2 separate regions of the Mus musculus genome follow, and region 1 is linked to region 2. A link is a loop called in an ENCODE intact Hi-C map of the cell type or tissue named here. Cell type or tissue: left cerebral cortex. All regions are shown on one strand. Each heading gives the region's core, and the rest is flanking DNA. Links, peaks and the distances in the headings are about the cores only. Region 1 has its middle 4.9 kb from the start of Izumo1r. Region 2 has its middle 39 kb from the start of n-TKctt4.

Region 1 (9,019 bases), core at 606-8,605, 90 kb after region 2:
CCCCTCAGAGCTGTGTCTCTGGTTTTATATGTAGCAGAGGATGGCCTAGTCAGCCATCAATGGGAGAAGAGGCCCTTGGTATTGTGAAGATCATATGCCCCAGTACAGGGGAATGCCAGGGCCAGGAAGCAGGAGTGGGTGGGTTGGGGAGCAGGGTATAGGGGACTTTGGGGATAACATTTGAAATGTAAATGAAGAAAATATCTAATGAAAAAAAGAAAAAAAGAATTATCATAAGTTTTAAAGGAGAATTCAATGCACTTTGCTCTGCCTCATTTAATGCAAAATTTAGAGAGCATGAATTTTACAGATAGATTTGAACCAAATAGCCAGTCCACCATCCATGATTTAACAACACACAAAATGTCTCACTGTAACATCTACAATACTGTCTTATTTTAAAATGGAACAAAAGTCTAGACAAATAGAATCATAAATCATCAGAGTGCACTTCTCCTTAAGCCACACTTAATATCCAAATAAAAATAACTACAAAATATTTTCAGTTAGCATGACATAGTGTGCAGGGTTGTTCACATGCCCATTCATCCATCCATCAATCAATACTATGTGATACACATCACACACCATTGACATATGACCTTATCTTTATCTCCAGAGAGCAGATGGGCAAGGACATGAGACACGTCCAAGATTTGCTACAAAACGTAGAACTGGACAGACACTTGGATATCTCGGTCATCTTCCCTTTGTGCCTAACTTGAATAAGTCAAAGGTCTTCTGATAACCACAGCCTATTCCTTCTGAAGGACGTATTTACCCATTTGTAGAGATGATTTCATTAGACAAATTCCAGATTCAAAAACAGACCTTCATGCCTGGGAATTTAGAAGGTGAAAGACTTCCCACATAGCTACGGATATGTGCCATGCTTTGTCTTCAAGAACAGTTCAGTGAGATGACTCAGTGGATCCTCTTATGCCCAGTATCCTTGGTAACTAGACATCCCACTGGCATGAGCAGAAACACAAAATTCTTAACTCAAATATAAGGGGCACTCAGCAAGTGAAAAGTCTAGCTCTGTAAACTGGAGTCATTGAATATTCATTACCATTCATATTTCATGGCACTGTAAATCTCATAAAAACAAAAAGCTGTTCAAGAGTTTTGGGTCTTGAAAGAGGTCACTGCAGGATTGAGGATCATAAGACTCATTGTTCTAGGAATGGAAACTACTTAATGATCACACTACAGGGTCATTTATCCACAGTCTCTGGGGGAGTTCATCTCTGGCTATCCATCATCTTTGCTTCCCACCAAACCTGATAAGCTGAGTTTAATCCCTGGATGCTGCATGATATAAAGCAAGAACTGACTCCCTGCAAGTTGTCCTCTGACCTCCACACTCAGGCTGTGGCATGTGTGCATGTGCATATACACAACAAACAAACAAACAAATGCAAATTCTGTGATTATTCTTTATCATTTTATTCCTTTAAACTACAAAATACATTGTGAAGTTTCCCAGTCATTTTCAATGTATAGCAGAGACATAAAGACATGGAGAGATGGCTCAGCAGTTAAGAGCACTGACTGATCTTCCAGAGGTCCTGAGTTCAATTCCCAGCAACCACATGGTGACTCACAACCGTCTCTAATGGGATCTATTAAGTCTCCCGGTTCTGGACACATATTCACATGCACATGTGCACATACACCAAATACTGTTGCCAAATATAAAAATTTGACTTTCTGAGAATTTTTACTGATAGCTTCTTGGTTAAAAAAACAAAAACAAAAACAAACCAAAAAATACAAAAAAAATGAATCATAGGGTCTTTTGTACAAAAATAATCTTTTGTTTAGTTAACAAATACCCACTGTGTTCCTACATGTGAAGCTGCTAGGCAAGCTGACTACTTCCCAGGAGCCTGGGCTCCAGAAGGGAACACGTCCACTTGTGCCTATACAAGAGCAGTGTGGTAGGTAGGTTCATGATAACGGTAACATTGTGGGCCACAGGAGTTCAGGAAGGACACCTAACTCAGATGCAGGTCTCCCCAATTGAGTCCTGGAAATGAGGAACCAACTGAAAAGATTGTTGTGGGTACATCCAGGACAAGGGTGGGATTTCCCATGTGAAAGGAAATCATACAAGTGAAAATCCAGTGCAATGCAAGCAAAGGGGGCTGCGGGCATCAAAAGCAACACACTTAGCTAGAGTGTAGGATCCTTTATTCAGACACCAGGACACGGCTGTGGCTTTGGGTCTAAAGCTAACACCAAGAATAGCTCAGGTCCCTGGGGAGGGTGAGTAGAGACAGGGTATGGGGGTACTAAGAATTAGGTTCTGGGAGGCCAAGTCTAAATGGGGCTGCATATGTTGGAACCATTCAGAATCCTCCCAGTCTAAGTTTACATGTTTAGGACAGTTTGAAAGTCATTAGGGAAAGGATCAAGGATGGAACTTGGGAAAATGTTTCAATAGCACCATTGATGGGTTACTGCATTGTCCAAAGACACTTTAGTTTTGAGTATACCAGGCTGACACAGCAGAACCTTTGCTGAAAATTAACCTGTGTGGAAAGAACATTGGCCGCAGACTTGGGCTGAAGCCCTGTGGACTGTCACACTAAGCCCTTTGCATTAACTCATTTGTTGAAACATTTAAAGCCCCTTCTATGCACCACAAACTATGCTAGAGGCTGGGAACAGAAGGACAAAGTATACCCCTTCAAGGGACTCAGAGTGTGAAGAATAGCATCGTAAACATGCTGAAGACACACTATCAAAAGCAATGTTAAAACAAAGTTCCAAATCAGGGTGGCCGTGGAGAAAGTCTGCTCTAGGGACAGACAAAGAGAGGCTGTCTAAAGAGAATGGCACCAGAATGGAACCCTGCAGGGCAAACAGCTGGTGAAGAAGCAGGGTCAGGTCTTCAGGACAGACAGACCTGCAGGTGCAAGGGCAGAGAATGGTGGTTCATTCAGAGAGCAGCGTGATAAGCACATAGGATGAAGATGAGAAGGAAGGGGAGGTTTCCATAGTAACCAGTGGCTGGACCACAAAGAGGCTTGTATGTTATGTTAAAGCACTTGCATGCGGTAGGAGACGGAGAGAAGTCTACAGTAACTATAGACTTCTGGCCCAGGGGACTATGGGGAAGGGGTCCCATTAATCAACATGAGAAAGCAGAACCGAGAGGGAACAGAGAGCAGCAGGTGGGAGAAGCTGGGAGAAGAGTGAAGTGTTACAGGAGGTCTAGGAACACAGGCCAGGAATGGAGAGTGCTTTTTTTTTTTTATTACGTATTTTCCTCAATTACATTTCCAATGCTATCCCAAAAGTCCCCCATACCCTCTCCCCCCACCACTTCCCTACCCACCCATTCCCATTTTTTTGGCCCTGGCGTTCCCCTGTACTGGGGCATATAAAGATTGTGTGTCCAATGGGCCTCTCTTTCCAGTTATGGCCGACTAGGCCATCTTTTGATACATATGCAGCTAGAGTCAAGAGCTCTGGGGTACTGGTTTGTTCATAATGTTGTTCCACCTATAGGGTTGCAGATCCCTTTAGCTCCTTGGGTACTTTCTCTAGCTCCTCCATTGGGAGCCCTGTGATCCATCCAATAGCTGACTGTGAGCATCCACTTCTGTGTTTGCTAGGCCCCGGCATAGTCTCACAAGAGACAGCTCTATCTGGGTCCTTTCAGCAAAATCTTGCTAGTGTATGCAATGGTGTCAGCGTTTGGAAGCTGATTATGGGGTGGATCCCTGGATATGGCAGTCTCTAGATGGTCCATTCTTTTGTCACAGCTCCAAACTTTGTCTCTGTAACTCCTTCCATGGGTGTTTTGTTCCCAATTCTAAGAAGGGGCACAGTGTCCACACTTTGGTCTTCATTCTTCTAGATTTTCATGCGTTTAGCAAATTGTATCTTATATCTTGGGTATCCTAAGTTTTGGGCTATTATCCACTTATCAGTGAGTACATATTATGTGAGTTCCTTTGTGAATGTGTTACCTCACTCAGGATGATGCCCTCCAGGTCCATCCATTTGCCTAGGAATTTCATAAATTCATTCTTTTTAATAGCTGAGTAGTACTCCATTGTGTAGATGTACCACATTTTCTGTATCCATTCCTCTGTTGAGGGGCATCTGGGTTCTTTCCAGCTTCTGGCTATTATAAATAAGGCTGCTATGAACATAGTGGAGCATGTGTCCTTATTACCATTTGGAACATCTTCTGGATATATGCCCAGGAGAGGTATTGCGGGATCCTCCGGTAGTACTATGTCCAATTTTCTAAGGAACTGCCTGACTGATTTCCAGAGTGGTTGTACAAGCTTGCAATCCCACCAACAATGGAGGAGTGTTCCTCTTTCTCCACATCCTTGCCAGCATCTGCTGTCAACTGAATTTTTGATCTTAGCCATTCTGACTGTTGTGAGGTGGAATCTCAGGGTTGTTTTGATTTGGAGAGTGCTTTTTAAGGACCCACACACAGACAATCAAGGAAACCATGCTGGAGGTCAGAGGCCCAGAGACAAAGGAAGCAGCGCTGGGACAAGGCTCAAGAGCAGGTTCATGGGGGAAATAGGTACTCAAGGAATAAAAACACTGAGATGTGGGCAGAAGACAAGAATGGAGAACCTGAGAATCAGATGGAGGCAGGGGCATTACCTTAGTCACAAGCTATGGAGAGGCAAGTGAGCTCACAGGCTTTGCCCATCGGATCTAACACATGGAGGTGGCTGGCAAATTCAACAAGAGTGGATCACATGGAATGGTAGGAAGAATCTGAGAGGCCCTGGTAGAGGAGCCGTGGAGAACACATACAGGGTGTTAGAAGCATGGCTAAGAGAGCAAAAGAATGCAGGGACATGTGAGAGGTGTGGGGTCAAAGGGTATTTCCAGGGCAGGATGCAGGGGCAGACTGCATACTGCAACACCATATAAACCTACTGTCATACTCTGTGGCTGTGAACGGAAGGAAGAGAACGTGTGTCTAATTTTCAGTCTTTCCATTACAACTTTGATGTTTTCTATCTGTCGTCCCTGTACTTGGATGCTCTCCAGTACCTGGTAGGCTTCACACTCATTTCCGTTTTGTGATTAGACCTAAAAAGCGGGCCTTTTTCAAGTGGTGATGAGAGGCCCAGCACTGACACCCAGAAATTCTCAGCCACCATCAGAGAATGAGCTTGTGGGGGCGAGGGAGGAAAATTGCAAGAGGAAAATGGGAGGGGTGGAGGAGGGGGAGGAGAGAGAGAGAAAGGGGGAGTGAGAGAGAGCAGTTGTGATGAATTAGAGGGGTGAGGGAGAGACAAGAATGGGAGCAGAGAAGGAAAGGGAGGAAGAGAGATCAGAGAAGCAAGAGGGAGACAAAGAAAAGAGGCTATGGCACAGCTCAGTGCGGGAGCTTGTGCAAGGCTCCCAATTCAGTCCTTGGTACTGCAAAACATGCTTGTTTTTAAGTAAATGTCAGGGTCTGAAAATCGCTAAAGGAAGACTCAGATAGAACGCAAAAACAGAGAGCATTTATTCTGCAGAAACAACCAGCATGTGGGGGTCAACCATTTTATGAAATGGGGACCCCAAACAAAGGCACGCAAGCCTTCTTATAGGGAACCAGGGGAACTCTCTAGAGGGACTGGGAAATCCAAAATCTCATTGGTGGGTGCTAGGGTGTCACAAGTGGTCTGGAGTCAATGGCCTGCATTCCTATGTCATAAATGTTTAACCATTGGCTGAGATAGGGCTATCCAGTGCAGATGGCCCATTCTAAGATATTTTCCCATTCTTGTGGCTATTCCTGGGCTGTTCTTTGGAAGGGGGTTTTATATCTTGTTCTGGATTTTATGGTCTGTTCCTAGACCTGGTGTCTTATGACATTGTTTCTGGGACTTATGGTCTGTTCATGGAGCTGGTGCCTGTGGCCTTCTTTTTAAAATCAGATCTGATCCTTAAATGGAGAAAAATAGGGTTTATGTTGTCCTTTCAAAATAAGTTCTCTCATGGTTTGAATTATATAAGGAAAAGGATAAGAGAATGGGAGGAGACAAGAAATACTTTTAAAGATGGGAGAAAGATGTCTGAGAGGAGGAGGATGGGAAAGAAAGGGAGAGAATAGAAGAGAGGTGGGCTAGGTCATAGTAAACTGGGGAGCTGTCTGGACCAGTGTTGCTGCTTTCTAAAGGCACATAACATGAGACTCTTGCTCGGGCATGTGTCTGCCTGAACTGTGTACAGAAGGGAGGCTGAGGGAGACTGACAGGTGCTCATGGGGCAAAAGGCAGCGGTGGGAACAAAGCTATAACATCAGACCCAAGAGAGCATCTCCCCACACCAAGGAGCTTCATCCCTCGTGGGCAGGGGCAAGCAGTCCCTTCTGGGAACCAGAACCGAGTAGGAGTCCCTAGACACTGAGGCTGAGGGCGAGTGGACTGTGAGAGAGTAAACCTTGCCAAGGAGCCACGTTTTGGGAGCAGGGCAGTTACAGATTTTCGAGAGTCAAATGCTCTGCAGTGCACGCAAAAGGAAGGAGCTGAGTTCTGTCTGTGAAAGCAAGGGTAGGTGAAAGGAGAGAAGTGATTTTATAAAGTTGTCCTCTGACTGGATACATAGTCTATGGCACAAATGCCCACTCCATCACACACACACACACAAACAATTAATTCAGAATAGGAAAAAATGGACCTCAGATTAGAACAGAGAAATAAATGGATACTAGATTAAATAGGGCCTGTGAGGACCTGGAGATATGGTCAGTGGTTAAGAGCACTGGCTGCTCTTCCAGAGGACCTGGGTTCAATTCCCAGCATCCACATGGCAGCTCACAACTGTCTAAAACTCCTGTTCCAGAGATGTGACACCCTCACATAGACATACTAAACAGCAATGTACATGAAATTAAAACAATTTAAGCCCACAAACCATGAACAGTTACTTAAATGTATACAAAGATTTTAAATGTGAACATCTGGCAACCATCTTTATGTTTTTAAAGGATCATTCTGGATTTTTTTTTTAAATCATGACAGATATTATCTGGCTAACGATGTGTTTGAATTACTTGGAAGTGCACTGATTTCCTGCTTTGAGAAGCTCAGGGGACAGATTCCTCAAGAAAGAGATGGATGGTTGGCTCAAACTAACATAAAACACAAAACAGAACGTATAAAATCAAATTGGAGATGAGTATCCACTGTGAAGTTCTCTCAACTTTCCCGATGTTGGCAGATGTTAGAGTAACGCCCTGGGAAGTTTTACCGTTTTGACTGTTGCATGGATATTGCCTTGGAGGGAACCAGGGAGCCTGGTTGGAGTCTCTGAGCACTACCCCTGCTGCAGGAAGAACAGGAGCTTAAGCCAACAACACCTCACATTAGATTGAACCATCCAGAGTGAGAGGCACGCTGCCCTCTGCCAGAGCTACAAACTTGCAAGGGAGTTTAATTATTCAGGGGGTAAGGAGGATACTTGAGAAGAAGAGTTCCTGTCAGGCCTTGGCACTGGCTGCAGACTTCAGATACCCTGGGGTGTCCTAGCTTTTTTGTTTTTTGTTTGTCTTCAAATGCATTGCTTTGGATGACCTGATAACCCAAACGGTGGGAAGACAGGACAGGCATCACCATCCAGCATCCCTGTCACTTCAGGTCACCCCATTCACTGCCCCTCCCTCCCCCTTCAGAATGCCTTTAACTGCCTGCCCCTCTTCCCCTGGTCTTTAATCTGTTGCTGTTTTCGGCTGCTTGAGTGGCTCCATCCACAGCCAGCCCTGATTTAGCAGCCTTCAATCGGAAAACAGATTTCTCTGGAAGACTGGGACAAAATAAGGCAAAATGAGCTCTGTTCAAGGGCCTCACAGCACTTCTCTAGGGACAGATGCTTGGCCTGGAGCTCTCTGCAATCACCCCTCCCCCACTGCACCTGCATCCATGCTGGCTGCAATTTTGACACAATTCCTATAGCTCTGTCCTGGAGGTGGCTAAGAGAGTCCTCCTTATCTCTCTCCCTCCTTGTGGAGGACATTTTTCCATTCCAGTAATGACTCGTGTGACTCATTTTTGGATTCTTGCTCTTGCCACATCCACAGTCATTTTAAATTTAATGTTCAGTTCCAAAACGCTTACTTGTCAAGACTTGTTGCTCCCTGGGTGTCTATACAGGACAGACGTGAGTACCTGCCTCTGCTGTCCCTGTGGACACCGATACAAAAGAGACCCTCGAAGCAGAAATGCCTTTCCATTTGGCCTCTGGCTTCAGGAAATGAGTCTCAGCTCTGTTGAAGACCAGACATGCAAGTTGGGCTGATAACCATTACTGCTCTGTTCCGGAAAAGCCAACACACCCCCACCCCCAAAGTCTGACTGTGACGTTTAATTTTTTTAAAGATCTGGATAGTTTCTACCCCTCAGTCCTGGGGGCATCCCCCTCACCTGGTTCATAAGCATTAAATATGGAGTCAAACAAGCCTTTCTCAGATTCTAGCTCCATCAACCTCTGTCCGAGCCTCAGTATCCCCTACAAAAGAGAGTGCTCATTTGGGGTATTCTTGCAGGCAGTAAGCCAGACTGTGTACCAGTGCCCTAGCCTCCAGCCCCGTGACTAGTCCTCGTGGATGTTCAGTACTCCATACCCACGCATGGAAACTGCTATTTTCCCTGCACAAAATCAATGTGCTTTGTACATTGACTGGCAGCTGAACACCGTGTGCTGTACTTTGTCTTCCTTGGTGGAAATCACAAGGAATGTTTTTATTTATTTACTACTTTTTGTATGAAATTTCAGTGATTTTTGGCTACTTTTCCTTTGGAGACAGAACATAAAAGACAAGCAAAGTTATGGGCATCACCTCCAATGGGACCTTTGGAGCAGCGATCAGACCAGGCACAGGGTGCAAATGCAGGCTGCCCCTGGTGGCCCTGAGGGGCGGCTTTTGTTTCAGCTTTGATTGTTGCTTAAATTCTTGGCTGGCCAAGCTGCCTGTCTGTGCACCTGCGTGCTGCTAAGCTAGACCCGGATGCTGTGGGAGGATTCTGTTACTCAGAGGCCC
Region 2 (9,019 bases), core at 390-8,389:
TGTGTCATTTGGTAAAAATACTGAGCCAATGAAGAATGGATTTAAACACTTAAGTTCATCTTCAGATTCATTCCACAAAGTCCAGAAGATGAGACCAAATGATGGTGTCAAGAACATGTGAAAGCTTATTGTACTGCTGAACTCAGTGCTTCCATGGGAGGTACTTGGAACTAAGTGCTTCCATGGGAAGTGCTTGGAACTCAGTACTTCCATGGAAGGTGCTTGGAACTCGGTGCTTCCATGGAAGGTGCTTGGCCCCACACACAGACATTCTTCTAAAGAGTCTGTTGTGTCTGCAGACAACAGCAAATGGTGCTTTAGTTTTGTGCTATGATGTTTCCTTAAATAAAACTTTCCCAAGTAACAAAGAGAGTTGTCTTTCTTGCTGTCTTCAGGAGTCACTTCACTGAAGATGGAGCCAGAGGATGAGCCTTGAAATGCCTGAGGCTCATCCCTGTCTGGAAATGGGTGACATTCAGGAGCACCCACCATACTTGCTAGTTAATATCCAGCTGGCAGTGAAGGAAGTCCTCTGAGAGGCCCACTGGCTGCCTGGTGGGGAGCTGTTTGGACCACATGCTGATGGACATGAGCTAGCCTGCTCACCTCTGCCTAAGGGGAGAACACTTCTACAGCAGAAATTAATGCATTCCATAGGCTTATAAACCATAACATGCGAAGTCTTAGCAGAGTTCCTAGTGTGTGCTAAGCACTCTATGAATGCTTCCTGGTCCCCAGCTGTTCCCCAGGGGTCTGGATGTTGCATTCATCTTCTATCGCTCCACAACAAAGAACCATACATAAAAGCTCAAAGTGCCCATTGCTTATCTTGCAGCTTTCTGTATCAGGGGTTTGAACAGAGCTGAGCCAGGCCCTCCCTCAACTCAGGGTCTCCCAGTGTTCAGTCTATGAGGATGACAGGTTACCTGGAAGAGGTTGAGCTGGAGAAACTGCTGACTGGACCCTAGCCAGCTCTACCACCTTTTTATCTTCAGGCTCTGGCCCTGGCCCTCCCTCCTAGCCAAAGTAGCCTGGTAGCCTATATTCTCCTTTCTATTCAACATTCAGCTCTAACTAATACCTCTGCGGGAAGTGCCCCCACTTTCCCACTAACCTCTGCTGACGCCTGTCCCTCTCGCTGTCTGGGTAAGCCCAGGAAGGAGCTTAGCTCCCTGTCCCTGTACTCCAGCACCTAGTCCAATGCAAGGGTTACTTGCCTCACTACTGCGAATCCTGAGATTGCTAGGTGCAGCGGGGAGCATGTGTCAGACATGGACTTTCCTAGGCCAGTTACTCATCTTGGCCAGTTTAAGGCAGCCAAGTACACACCCCTCATTCCTCTATCCCCCTACATTAAGAATTGAGAACCTAACCCAGAGTCTTTCTGAAACTCCCCCCAGTACCTGTCCTTGGCTGTAGTCTCCTGCTCACACTTGGGCTTGCTGACCCATGTAGCCAGGCTCATTCTCTTCCAAGGTTTTAATACTCCATATTGTTAGGCGCAGCTGAGTGTTGAGCGTCTTCTGGGTCTGATAAAAAACACCCTGACAAAAAGCAACATGGAGAAGAAAGGGTTTGCTTAGGCTTAACAGTTCCAGAGGGAGGGAGTCCATTGTGAAGTCATGGCAACAGGCAGGGAAGGTACCCTGGCAGGAGAAGAGACCCAACCACAGCTTATCTGCAGGGGGAGAAACAGGATTGGGGATGGGGAGGGCTATACAGCCTCAAAGCGACCCTAGTGATGTACTTCCTCCAGTGAAGCTCCTCTTCCCAAACTCCACCACTGACTGGGAAGCAAGTAGGAAGCCTATGGGGACAGCTCTCTTCAAACCACAGCAGAGTGCTGACTGCTATAATAAGGAAGGGGATACCTGTTCTCAGTATTTATCCATCTAAGGGAGGTTTATTCTATGATACGCCCTCTGGTCACCCAGGGGTCTAGGAGGGAAAGAAGGAGCTACTGGCTGCCTGACCTGGGTCCACAGCTCTGGGGTTTTCCAGATGAAACTGGGTTATAGCAGCTAAACTCTAGGATGAGAAATTGTTGACATTCTGTTTCATATGCCCTCTGATAGCACCTGTGTTCTGGCGGGCTCTTCATGAAAGCAAAGCAGAGGAAGGGTATACAGTGTTCTTCCTTTGTGTCATTGCAGAGATGGGACAGGTAGGCCCCTCGGGGAAATGAGGGGGCCGGCCTGTCAGAAAAAGACAAGCAAAGCATCCCTTTCAAGAGCCAATTTCTAAAGTTTCCGTGTGTCTTTTCTCAGACACACACAAAAACTGAGAAACAAGAGGAACTAAAGTGCTGTTGAAAATCACTCCCAAACCCCAGAAATGAAATCTGCATTACCTCTAAGTGAAGATGGTCTTATAGAGCCCAAGCTTCCATGGAAACTTCAGGAACATAAAAGGAAATTCTGATGGCAATTTCAGAAGTAAGAAACCTCACATTTTAGCGTTGATCTCATTTGTTCTTTCTGAATATGAGAAGTGCCTGTTACAAAGGAAACATTGCTAAGTACAGAAGCCCTCAAGGCTCTTCATCTGTCTAAGCACTTTATAATACTACCACCCCTTGAGAGAAGTTTCATTTTAGAAAAAAGAAATTACCTAAAACTCTGGCTGCTGCAAGAGGAAGCAGGAGAAAGAGAGAAAAAGAGTAAGCCACAAGCAAAACTCAGGTTTGGACAGCTTGTCCGGTGGGATACAATGGAAGGCGTGTATGTGATTTTCAAAATTGTTTATCCAGACTTGAAATGGACAAAATGAATGTTAACCATCATCCCTAAACATCTTAATAACCCAGATTAGCTCAGCACGGCATTTCAGTATAAAAATGATGAGGTGTTTTACATCTTTCATACTCAATTTTTTGAAGTTCCACATAAATTCCTCTCAGATCTTTCTAGTAGACCTGGGCCTGCTTCTGGGCCTGTTGTTGATGCCAGATGGTGAATCTCCATGGCCCCCAGCTCATCTGCAGAGCACTCTGCTGAGCTCCTGACCCATTCAATGAGTTAGCCAGGGTCAGTGACTGAGTTGGTGTGAAGAGGCAGGATGCTTGGTTTCTCCTAGACACCAAGAGCCCATGAGGAAAAGCCTTCAGTACCTTAAAGTACTGAAAATCCCATCCAAATGAGATCAACATTCATTTTACAGATTATTCAAACCCCTCCTCTACCAAGCCTCTGGCTCATAGTGTTTCCTAGGAGCAATGGCATAGAAAGTAAGAAGGGGGACGGAGCTGGCTCAGCTACAGAAACCTGGCCACCTGAGTCCATTCCCTGGAATTCATGTGAAAAGCTAGATCTGGTGGCACGAATGTGTAATCCCGGCACACCTAGAAAAAGATGAGAGACAAGAACCAGCCAACCACTAGGCGCACGCAGCATGGACACAGAACAGGAGAAAGCCTACCTCAAGATAGAAGGCAAGAACTGACTTCTGAAACATCGGAGAACTGTGGTGTGTTCACATGCTCCCACACATCTGCTGCTTTTTCTAAGTAAGAAGAAGGCTAAGGAAAGTGCATGCCTAGTTTTCATCGATAGTTACACCAAGAAGCAGCTTTGCAGTGAGCAGCTTGAACAAACTCTGCACCGCACTGTCTCTGCTTGTGGATCTCCTGCTTCTCCTTGGACAGGGAAGAAAGGGAAGCAGCGTTTCCCGAGTGCTGCTGTGTCAGGCATTTAAACTTAAATTAGGTCTCGCAGTCACCACGATGCAGGAAGCATGCTCCCCTCGTTTTGGGGTGAAGCACCCTAGGAAGAATGTGTTGTCATGATTGCTGCCTGTGACTGCTGGGTGACCTTAGCTCCTGACTATGGTAGGCTCCAGTTTCTTCTTGAATCTCACAAGAATCAAGGGTATGGTTGATAATTAAAGTAGATTAAATAGAAACATTAAGCCCAGAACCAGCATTCACCAAGCACTCGGGAGCTGTTGTATAAAATATTTGATTTGACAACTAGAAGAACTCAAGTTATGGGTGCACAATGGAAAATGTCTCATGACCAGCAGAAAAGGGTTCAGTTTGGGTTTTAACACTAGAAAATCTGGTTTGGAATCTTCTCTCTAATACCTGAATTGGCCTTAGGAATCAACCTCTCTGTTTTTCAGGGTTGTTGTTGTGAGATGTTATATCTGACACTCAGTGGGAACTCATCAGATAGGAGCAGTATGTTTGTTTGTTTATTTGTTTGTGTAAGGAAAGGGCATCAGATAGTCCAGACTAGTTTCAAACTTACTGTGCAGCTAAAGATGACCTTGAACTACACAGGGATCACTGGCCTGGAGCACCATTCCGGGTTTATGCGATGCTAAGCAGCAGATTTAGGGTACTGTGCATACTAGACGAGTGCTTTACTGAGCTGCATTCCCAGAAAGTAGCTTCCTGTTGGCCTCAGAAATAACTGTAAATGCAAAGAAAGGTCTTTGAAGGGTGGGAAGTCCATCTTCAGGACGAACCCTGGAAGGGGCAGTTGCTAAGAGAGACCTTTACTCCTTAGAAGCCCGTGGCTCTGCTGTCCTCGGGGCTCTAGCTCCCAGCCCTGCACAGGTGGAAACAAAGATTGGGCAGATGGGTGAGGGTGGTGTGGGTATTGTCAAAGCGACCCAGGAATAGTCTTGACTCAGAGAACCCCAGAGAATAAACCAGATGGGCATGAACCTCCCCCAGCCTGAGATGGAATGGTGAAGGAGCTGGGGGATGGGAAAGCCCACCCTCCAGGGCTTGCACACCGCTGCCTGGATGATGCAGAGACCCTGTGCCTGGCCTTTATTATGCAGGATCCAGGCTTAGGGCCCCTGGCATCCTTCCCTGCCTGGTGACTTGGCCAAGTGGTGGCTGCCCAGATAATCTTACTTTATTTCTAATTTAGAAGGATGAGGCAAAGATGACATATTCACTGCAAAAATAATTTTTTAAAAGGCGAAAGGAAATTCAGAGAATACCAGAATAAATGGAGCGCTGAGGCCCTCTCTGTTCTTTGCTGCTTCTGCTCCACTTAGGCACAGAGATGATGTGACTGCCCGGCTTCCTGGTCACATGGTTTTCTCTTCTCCATCCTAAGTGGATACTCCAGACACCTGCCTTGCTTGGCTCTGAATGACTTAAGTCTGAACTACTTAGGAAGGGAGAGAGTGTCAGAATGCTCTATGCACATATTACAGGACATTTTCTACCAGGGTGCAGCACTCCGGGACTGAGGGGCGCGAGAGGAGGACAGGAAGGAGGGAGGAAAAAGGCAAAGATTGAAGAAGAAAGGAGAGAGGTGAGGAGGAAGAAATGAAAGGAGGAAGGAAGAGAGGAAGGGAGGAAAAGGAAAAGATCATGAGATCAGTCAGGAAGCCAGACTGTAATTCAGGAGTCAGGCTGAGCTTTTCTGACAATTCACTCTGGTGAGAAACAACACAGAGGCCCCACAAGTCTAGCTGGTCCCTGTACAGGGCAGCACCCAAGTGACCTAAGAGTTTCCCACCAGACCCACATAGAAAGCCAGCCCAGCGCAGGGAACAGGCCCCACAAATGATGCCACTGAGCCACTGTCTGCTCATCTACCCATGGACATCTTTCCAGTCCTGGAAAGTCCAGACGCCTACGGCACCCAACATAGCCTGTGACATCTAGAGACCTGGGAAAGGTCACACCAAAGGCTCCAGGGAAGCTTTGGGAGAAGCTGTGAGGGTCAAGTTTGAGTCCCACTCCACCACAGTGAGTCGCAATCCTTGGGTGGCCTCCACCTGCCCAGGAAGGTGTCTTGTCCCCACTTTCCATTGAAAGAATGGAAGAAAAGTGCAAATGACACAAGGCTTGCTGGCTTGGCTAAGAATCCATGCTTCCAACTGCCTGGCTTGCACAAAGTGCTGGAGAGTAAAGGCCTCAGGCTCATCCTCTGATTTGTGAAGGACACGTCTGTAGTGAGCCCTAGAAAAGGCATGTTTGGCCATTCTGCATGTGCTTCTGATGAGTGAGGAGTCTGGAGGAGCCATGCTCATCTGCCTTGGGTATAATCGCCAGCATGTGCTGGGCCTTTATAGTACCACTAGCAAGGGCCATGGACCCTAGAGCTAATGGCACGAGAGCTGCCTCTATGGCTGGTATGACCACAGGAAATGGCTGAACACTCATGTTCAGGGACAGAGGACAAGCTTGCCTTTCCTGCTGAGAGTTGGTGCAGCCTCTTCAGAGCTGCCTAATGCTTTATCCTACAGTTTAATCTTGATGTTTTATCTATGTTACATCACCATTTGTTGGAGAACACTCAGTTCTGTTCCATCTTTGTAAGAGCTGATGACAAAGAGTGTGGAAAGTAATGATGCTGTGTGATTAAAACATCTTATATGGTCAAGGACAGAGGGAAATGAGGCTTCGTCTCCCATAAGCTTCCCCAGACTCACCACTCTCAGCAGACTCATATTTATACCACAATTTAAGCAAAAGTATGCTCTCTCTATAAATTCAGTTTTATAACAAACCTTCTACACATGCTTAACTGACTACAGATGTTCCAGATCCATCCAAAAATATTCAGAGGCTCCCAGGGTTCTGTTAAGATAGACACAATAGGCCAGCCTACAATGGCTGTGCTGTGAGGTGGGTGGCAGCTGAGAAGGCTGTCTGCCTATCTGAATCACACTCAACTTTGGCCTCTTAAGGAGTGAATTCGTCACAGGTAAGTAGCCATATCTATACCACATCAGTGATGCACCCTGGGTCACTTTCATCTTTGAATGACTCCTGTACCCTCTGCCTACTGCTCTACTTCTCTGATGAGCTCAGCTGCAACCCTGGGCTGAGGTCCCAAGTGATGCTCTGTAACTCCTTGTTGATTTACTGATTGATTCTGTTACTATGGAAGCCATCAGACATGGGCTCACATCTTGGTGAGCCACCACAACAGACCCATATTGACTGAATGACTAAGCCCTCAGAACAATCTAGGGTACTGCTTCATTCACTGGTAGCTTAGAGACACTGGTATCTCTCTGTTTATTGGGATAAGTTCTTTATAGTTCATTTCTTTCAGTCCTTTGACCCAAGATATCATCCACATTCATCACAGATTATCACTACATCTTCAGCAACATTTCTGAATCACTCAACCATTCGCCTGTTCACACCCACACTTATGTGCATAATCATTTCTTCATTAGGCAGTGTCTAAATGTTACAATGTCCCAAGGACAATGTTATCATGTAGGAATATAAAGATGAATAAAACAGTTCTCTCTCTCTCTCTCTCTCTCTCTCTCTCTCTCTCTCTCCATGTGATAATAAGCAAGAAAATGGCTGTCCAAAAGTCAGAAATTGGATCCTCAGAAGGCACCACTCAGTGTCTCCTGGTGCTTTGATTTTTAAATTTCCAGCATCTGGGCTGAGAAAAATAAATGCTTGCTGGTTACAACCTGAACAAAATAGGTAAGCACACAGATGCAGAATAAAACACCATCACATAACAACAATAAAATATGTATGTGCCAATAATAGGAGATTCCTTTTCATAGCAAAGAATACCTTCAAGCTTAAAAAAAAAAATTCAATTCTAGCCCCTCCACTCCTTTGTCCCAAGGTGGCATGGATGGAAAAGTGATATCCTCCCCCGACTCAACCTTTCTACCTGTGCTAGTTGGGAGAGCTGGCCCCAAGGCCATGAGGCCAGGAGATCTAGCCCTGCCCCTCATTGGCTATAGAACTCAGGAGAGCAGGCCCTGCACCTTGCCTGAGCAACACAGTGGAGCTGGCACCAAGGGCAAAGACACTGGTGAGCCAGCCCCAGGGATGTGACAGTGGGAGAGCTGGCCCAGCCCTTTGCTGGCTACACCACTTGGGGAAGTAAGTCCCAGTGCCATGACTGGGCAGCACAGTGGAGCTGGCTCTGAAGGCATGGGTGTGAGTGAGCCAGCCCAGGGGTCATAAGAACAGGATTCTGCCAATGGAGGCATTGCTAGAGAGCTCGCCCTAGTTGTGCAGATATGAAAGAGTTGGCAGACTGACCAGGTCTGCTATCACCGGGCCCAGAGATGGGCTCAGAGATGCCCACCTCAAAACCTACATCATCTAGGAATGGTTGGGACTTGTGAAAGGGCCAGTTCTGCTGTTCCAAAGCTGCAGGATCTCCATAACACAGGGCCACAACATGGTGTCACAGAAGCCAGAGATCTAGAACCAGACCAATGACTCATTACAATGAACATTCATAAGTGAAGATGTGTGGACAGAAGGGTATATTCTACAATGAGATGTTTTCTATGTCTCTCTGTCTCTCTGTCTCTGTCTCTCTGTCTCTGTCTCTCTCTCTCTCTCTCTCTCTCTCTCTCTGTGTGTGTGTGTGTGTTTGTGTGTTATTGTGGGGGAGGGTTGCAAAGGAAAAGAGTAGATATGAAGGGATGGGGAGATGAGTGGGACTGGGGTGTATGATATGAAACTCACAAGGAATCAATAAAAAGTTTTTAAAACATATAATTCTAATCTAATCCTCTTACTTAAAAACAAAAAAACAAGGAGGTGTTGGGCAAAGAGCTAGCTTTTTCTTAGGTGGCCTATGTATGTGAGGATATGGCCTGGCCCCAAAAGACCAGTGGTTGGAGCCACATTCCAGCCTGTATGCACCATTCTGCTTTTCCAAAGTCCTGTCTTCAAGACTTTAATTTCCCCAGAGACCCACTGAAATTAAAAGGCAAGGGCCAGATTGATAGCTTAATTAGCCCAGGATCCCATATTTAAAGAAACACTCCTGGGGACTGACATTTTCACTTGTGTGAGACAGATAACTGGAACTGACATAGGGGGAGAGGAATGGGCTCAGGTAATGGACACCTGACTGACATAGGATCACAATGCATACTTATAGAAAGCTGAGCCAGCTGTATCTCCATGCGTTGGGATTGGGGACAGTGTTAGGGCTAGATTAACTTGCATTCTCAGGTCTTCTGCCATTAAAGGAAGCCAAAGTCACTCAGTAAGTAGAATGGGGATTTGGTCCAGGTGTACTGAGAAGATCCATTGACTAACCCACAT

What was found. Hi-C counts contacts between places; a loop is a spot of excess contacts. Peaks named below come from ENCODE experiments on the same cell type or tissue, not always from the same donor. Only the 100,000 strongest peaks of a DNase experiment are listed, where the experiment ranks them.
Region 1: it touches region 2 in a loop (7-fold over the local background); 3 of 42 quality-filtered maps call a loop at or near these places.

What each region holds. Positions count from the first base shown.
Region 1 is chr9:14,904,151-14,913,169 of GRCm38, reverse strand. No RefSeq gene overlaps it. Among named protein-coding and RNA genes, the nearest start is that of Izumo1r, 4.9 kb to the right of the region's middle. In left cerebral cortex, for the core only: no CTCF peak of the experiment used is centred there; DNase peaks (open chromatin) are centred at 2,988, 4,779, 5,131, 7,915 and 1 more place; H3K27ac peaks cover 1,660 bases.
Region 2 is chr9:14,993,477-15,002,495 of GRCm38, reverse strand. No RefSeq gene overlaps it. Among named protein-coding and RNA genes, the nearest start is that of n-TKctt4, 39 kb to the right of the region's middle. In left cerebral cortex, for the core only: CTCF peaks have their summits at 3,153 and 3,390; DNase peaks (open chromatin) are centred at 3,528, 4,650, 4,990 and 6,585; H3K27ac peaks cover 3,876 bases.